Regions from separate parts of the Homo sapiens genome. Here region 1 is linked to region 2. The links are chromatin contacts, found by Hi-C or POLR2A ChIA-PET in ENCODE. All regions are on one chromosome and are shown on one strand. Each heading gives the region's core, a stretch centred on a gene start or an enhancer-like site at or near the end of the contact. The rest is flanking DNA. Distances are from core to core; before and after follow the strand shown. Region 1 overlaps MOB3B (MOB kinase activator 3B). Region 2 overlaps MOB3B (MOB kinase activator 3B).

Region 1 (2,700 bases), core at 55-2,554, 93 kb after region 2:
AGAGCCTGGGGCAGCACCTTGGAATCAAGCACATTAATACCTTTTCAGGGAAACATGAATGTTCATATTAAGTTAGATAAATAAAGAATACAAATAGTTTCATGCAGATGAAAACACTCATGGTTTTCAGGCTTTTTCTAGACTTCAGAATAATGGATTGTAGTCCTATATTTATAACCCAAAGTCCAATGCAGTGGGCTTATGTCTAAAAGGGGTCAAGGGTTCAGTGTGTTCATTAGAAGGCATGAGGCTCTTTTGTCAGCCTTCTCTTCCTTTCCCTTTTCCTAGCATCCCCCTCCCCAAGGTATTTCCAAACAATGTATTTCAAGCTTACATTCTACCATCTTTTCATCAATCAAACCACAAAGGGCCTGAAATGAGGGACTGGAAAAGTCATAGGTAAGGAAGGAAGAGTGACGGCAAACTGACTTATCCATTAGACGTTAGACGAAATAGCCCTGATTCACCCAGCAGAAGGAGGAGGGTGCTCTGTTTCTTTATGGAAAAGCAGGAGGAGTTGAATATTTACACAGTGCTTACCACAGCTAAGCCTTTAAATATATGGTTTCATTTCATCCTCTCAGTAAATCTTAGGAGGTAAGTGCTACTGTTATCCCCCATTTTACCTATGAGGACACAGAGACTTAGTAAGCCAGGAAGTGGCAAAACTGGGATTCCAACCTATCCTGTGTTGATACCAGAGCCCACACTCTTAATTTGTTTAACTTGGTATAAATAAAGTCATGTACATTGAGTGTTACTCAAACCTAATTTTCTCAGTTACAAGCACCAAATAGGAAGGAAAGGGGTTATACGTTTTGTTTTGTTTTCATTTTTGCTTGGCATGAGCAGAACAGGAAGGTATAGTGTTGGGGTGCAGGGAGAGGTCTAGGGGACATACACTGTTTTTCAAGCCTGCATCAGTTGAGATATCATGTGTATTGGCAAAGCTTATGCACACAGAGGTCCAGGCAGGTGACCAAGCTACTGTGAAGTGAATCTTTTGTTTGGGCACACAATGCTACCCCTGCAGGGATTTCTGAAGCTCGCTCCAGAGCGTCATGGCCATTGCCTGTCAGAGCTCTACCTCATGCCTAGAAGCAGCTGCTGCTTCTTCAAAGGAGTCCAGGCTCAGCTGATATCTAATCTCAGAATAATACATGACACTGTCCCCCCCTGCCCGACTCAGAATCCAAGGGGAAAATAATGAGATCCTCTAGGTTCCCCCAAGACTCACTTCCCAGGCTTGCACTATTTCCTTTTCTGCAGCCTCCTACTGCCTAGACTTGGAGGACTGGTTTCAGTCAGAATAATCCCCGCCTCCCACCTCCACCCCCATGTGCTTAAAAGCAAGCTCTCAGAGTTCATGACAAGTACAGAGAGATGGAGGGTAATGGAATAGGCGGGATGCTTGATTTTTCTTGCAGAATCCCATGCTTGTGTGGGCAAGATGAATCTGCAAGCACACACTGGATTATTCTAGGTGCCAATTTAGGAAGAGAACATCCAAGTTTGCCATGAGCAAAGGCAGAGCAAGGGCTACATGCTCTCCTGAAAGCAGATCCCAGAATTCCAGGGCAGGGAGTGAAAAATGCCTCCAAGGCTTGACTTCCTGCCTACCTGCATCAGAGTTCAGGGCACCTTGATGCAGACCTAAAGCAGTGCTAGTTCCATTTTTTTTCCCACCCACCAGAAGGCCAGGGCTAAGCCTCCTTAGTACAACCCATAGACTTTATGTTCAACAAAAGGAGAAACTTCAGGAACTGATATAGCCCAAATGTGCAAGCATTCCCAAAGAGCATCTGGTTACCTCCAAGGGAAAAAGAAATGCAAGCAGGCATGAACCACGTCACCTGCCAGACAATTCCCATGTGGCTAACGTCAAACATTCTTTCAGAGTGACTGGTTTGAAGAGAGATGTCTGCAAGGACAAGGAAAAGCTTTTCATATGCAGCCACCTCTCTGCTCCAGTTACTCTAGTAGTGCCTTAATGTCAGCCCAGGTAGTCATGCCTCTGGGATAAGTAGGTACATAGAAGGCACTAATAAATCTCAGATTTTCTAACAAACTCGAGAGATGGATTTACTCCATTGTTTTTTTGTGGCTCATCTTCCCCTAGTTCAAATAAAAAAAAGGAATGTGCAGAACAATAAAGATTCTATTCATATTTTTTGCCTTGTCTTTGATCTAGTTGGAATCTGTGTTTCAATACTGAATGGGAAATGAATGCCTTTGGAATTTCAGTCTTCCTGTTCAAATTTATTTCCCATCATGCCCTTCAGGAGCCCTCACAGAGGTTTCCTTATCCTCTCTTCTGCCTCTTTGGTGAGGCCTTTGCTTCCCTCCCTCCTAGGTCAGGCTCTCCAGCAGTCCCTCCAACCAAGCCCACCTGGCCCTATCTTGCCTATTAAGTTGGTTTTTACACCTGTGGGCCTGGCTACCTAGCCTGAACCCAACCCAATACTTCTGGTTTCACTGAGCGGTGACCAACCTACTTCCATCCCCAGTTTGTTCCAGTTTAGTACCTCCTGGGTCACACTTTAGGCATAATCCCTTCTCTAACAGCAGCCACTGCAAGCTGAATGTTTGGTCTACATGTTTATTACAGGCTATCCATGCATTCAGCAGCTATTTACTGAGGGGCTGCTATGGACTAGGCATATCAAAACAACATGGTGATGAAAAAATAATGTCCTTGTG
Region 2 (2,758 bases), core at 133-2,632:
TACAAATCTATGTGTATATCTAATTTTTTCAATTTTTAATTTTTTCGACAGGATCTTGCTGTTGCCCAGGCTGGAGTGCAGTGGCAACAGCTCACTGCAGCCTCAACCACTCGGGCTCAAGCTATCCACCCACCTCAGACTCCTGAGTAGCTGGGACTATAGGCACACAACACCACACCTGGCTAGTTTTTAAGTTTGTTGTATAGACAGGATTTCACCATGTTGCCCTGGTTGGTCTCAGACTCCTGAGCTCAAGCATTACCCATCTTGGCCTCCCAAAGTGCTGGGATTACAGGTGTGAACCACTGCACCCAGCTTTTGGCTTAACTCTTGATGACACAGACAAGGAAAACAAGATGGGAATACAACAAGAGCATGTGTGTGTGTGTTTGAGAGAGACAGAAAGAGAAGTAGGGAGAGAGAAAGTGTGTTCATGGGATAAACAGAATTTTAGCTTTATAACTTAATTATTTGCAATAGGTCTGTACTTTTGAAAAGAAAGAAGCTAGCTATAGTTAAATATCTATAAGATGCCAGGTGCTTTGGGGTGGTTATACCATTGCATCTGTATAACTCTAAGACAGGGAACTATGACCTCCAATGGACAGAGGAAGAATCCCAGTTTCAGAGCAGAAGCTATTTGCTCAAGGTAAATGGGTAAGGTACAGAATGCTCAACAGTAACCGCTGCTTTTATTAAACAGAGGCCTGCTGTTTGCCAGTCCCAGTGTCTACTGCTATACAGATATTATACTTTGTGAAGTAAGATTTGCCATCTCTACTGTATTGATGAGGAAAAACCCTCAGGGAAGGAGAGTACCTTACCAGGTCACATAGAAAGCTGCAGGTCTACGGTTTAAACTCAGGTCTATCTGACCGCAAAGGCTTGCTCTTTCTACTACACCATGTGATTGTAGGTTAAAGCCTCTAAGATAGTCTTATGAATATGCAATCGGATAATACTGGCATATATTAATTGACATATATAATTATAGGTGGTTGCAGTCATTCATGAATTTTCAAAATGCCAGATTTTTTTCTTTATCCAGACTGATGCCAGTTTGAATTATAGGTACAATGGGCAAATACTAGAACAATTATGCCACTGAGAGAGTATGGACACTAGAAATATGGCAGAGTTTTTTTTTAAGTAGCAGAGTAACAGTTTCAGAGAGGACAGGGTACTTATTCAAGGTCACTGAGATGCAGGATAAAAACTGTTTCCTGGGATGCCTCTTAAATTCATAAAGGGAATGTATGGTTGAAATAGCAGATCAGAAACATCAGGAAAGACATTTGAGTTGGATCCATCCTTCAAAGCTCTGCAAGACTCTGCAAGCTGTATTCTAGCACTTGCCCACTGGGTGGAGCCAATGAGCTGTTAAAAAAAAAAACTCGTTTAAATAAACAAATGGCAATGCTAGGTTCCATCGCTTTCTTCATCAGAGCCCTCCCGCAGGCTAGCAGGGCCAAACACATTCCTTCCTCTCTGAGAGTGTGGCCAAAATAGCTTCTACCCAGGGTGCTCTTTACAATGAATTTGCCATTGCTGGAGTTACTGAATGCCCTGTGTATTAAGGCAGGCCACTAAAGAACTCCAAAACGTGTATTAAAAGGCTTCCGCTGAGGTGATGAGAAGCTTCTGAGAAAGTTCCTGGTGACTGTGCTTGGCTTGTATATGAAGATTTTCAAAAACACCTGAATTTTTCAAAATGTGTTTTTAACAGAAGATCAAAGTAGAATCTTGGTTGTGGTCACTCGGTTTCATTTGTTTTAAAATAAAGCAGTAATTGATTCTATGAAGTCCCTGGTTCTCCACTGTCAACAAAACAAATTCCATCCTCTGAAGCCTGTCAAAGAAAGAGGACCCATCGCCCCCTGCTCACCTCCTGCTGAATTCCCTCCCACTCACCACACCAGCCAGGCAAACTAGACTTCTCCAGGTCTCCAACTGGCCAGTTTCTAGTGGTTTCTTTCTTATATCTGGTAAATATTTTCTGCCCTTCTCTGCCTGGCAAATTTTGACATCCTTTAAGATGCAATTGTCAGCTCCTTTCTTGGGTATCTCCATCACTTTGCACACATTTGCATTCTATCACATTGGAATTCATCATTTCATTTTTGCCTGAATCTGAGAAGAACATTAATATTTTTTAGTATATTAATGTATGATGCATATTTTATTCAAATTGTATAACAGGATGTATGGTTTGATCCAGTTATTTTGAGAAAAAATATAAAGAAAAATATGGGTCCAACATGATAAATTTATCTTTGGGTGAATACAATTGTGTATGTTTTCTGTTTCTAATTTTTTTGTCCTTTGCGGAGTCTGAAGTTTTAGATATTTTTGATATGCATGAATTTTTTTCTAAGAAAACAAGACCGGTTATTTAAAAAACAAAAAGGAAAGTAGACAGAGACTCCAATCTGAAATCATATTTCACTTTAGAAATGAAGTTAAAATGACATTTGCCTAGTTTTTGTGGGGACGGTGGGGGTGGATGAAATCAGCCTGTCTTTTACATAAGATACTCAATTTTTTCTGTTCTGATCTAAACACTTTTTAAATTTAAATCTTCTTTATGTACTTGTTAGCAGTTGGAAGAAGTTCTTGATAGCCATTGAACAAACTTCCGTGAACTCTAAGTGTCAAATCTTAGTCTAACCTCAGTGTACCCATTTTTATAACTGGTAGTCAGTGGAGGATAGGGAATAATGATCCAGAGAAGTAAAATGACTTATTCCAAGTCACACAA

Evidence for each region. Hi-C counts contacts between places; a loop is a spot of excess contacts on that map. ChIA-PET counts read pairs that join two places held with the same protein, here RNA polymerase II (POLR2A). Pooled maps may share reads with other maps.
Region 1: a loop to region 2 is called in a map of dorsolateral prefrontal cortex, with 2.6 times the contacts of the local background. The contact joins two enhancer-like sites. A Hi-C loop is called at or near these places in 12 of 168 maps with a recorded cell type or tissue (Caco-2, OCI-LY7, PC-3 and 9 more) and 11 of 50 pooled maps. POLR2A ChIA-PET finds 5 or more read pairs at or near these places in 5 of 52 experiments (B cell, HEK293, MCF 10A and 2 more).

What each region holds. Positions count from the first base shown.
Region 1 is chr9:27,425,512-27,428,211 of GRCh38, forward strand. All of the region lies in intron 2 of MOB3B (MOB kinase activator 3B), which reads right to left. Among named protein-coding and RNA genes, the nearest start is that of IFNK, 97 kb to the right of the region's middle. Within about 2 kb of position 1,305, at least 6 of the 41 ENCODE cell types and tissues checked have a DNase peak (open chromatin) inside an H3K27ac peak, as active enhancers do; they include dorsolateral prefrontal cortex, where a contact is called at or near this core.
Region 2 is chr9:27,331,974-27,334,731 of GRCh38, forward strand. All of the region lies in intron 3 of MOB3B (MOB kinase activator 3B), which reads right to left. Among named protein-coding and RNA genes, the nearest start is that of EQTN, 36 kb to the left of the region's middle. Within about 2 kb of position 1,383, at least 3 of the 41 ENCODE cell types and tissues checked have a DNase peak (open chromatin) inside an H3K27ac peak, as active enhancers do; they include dorsolateral prefrontal cortex, where a contact is called at or near this core.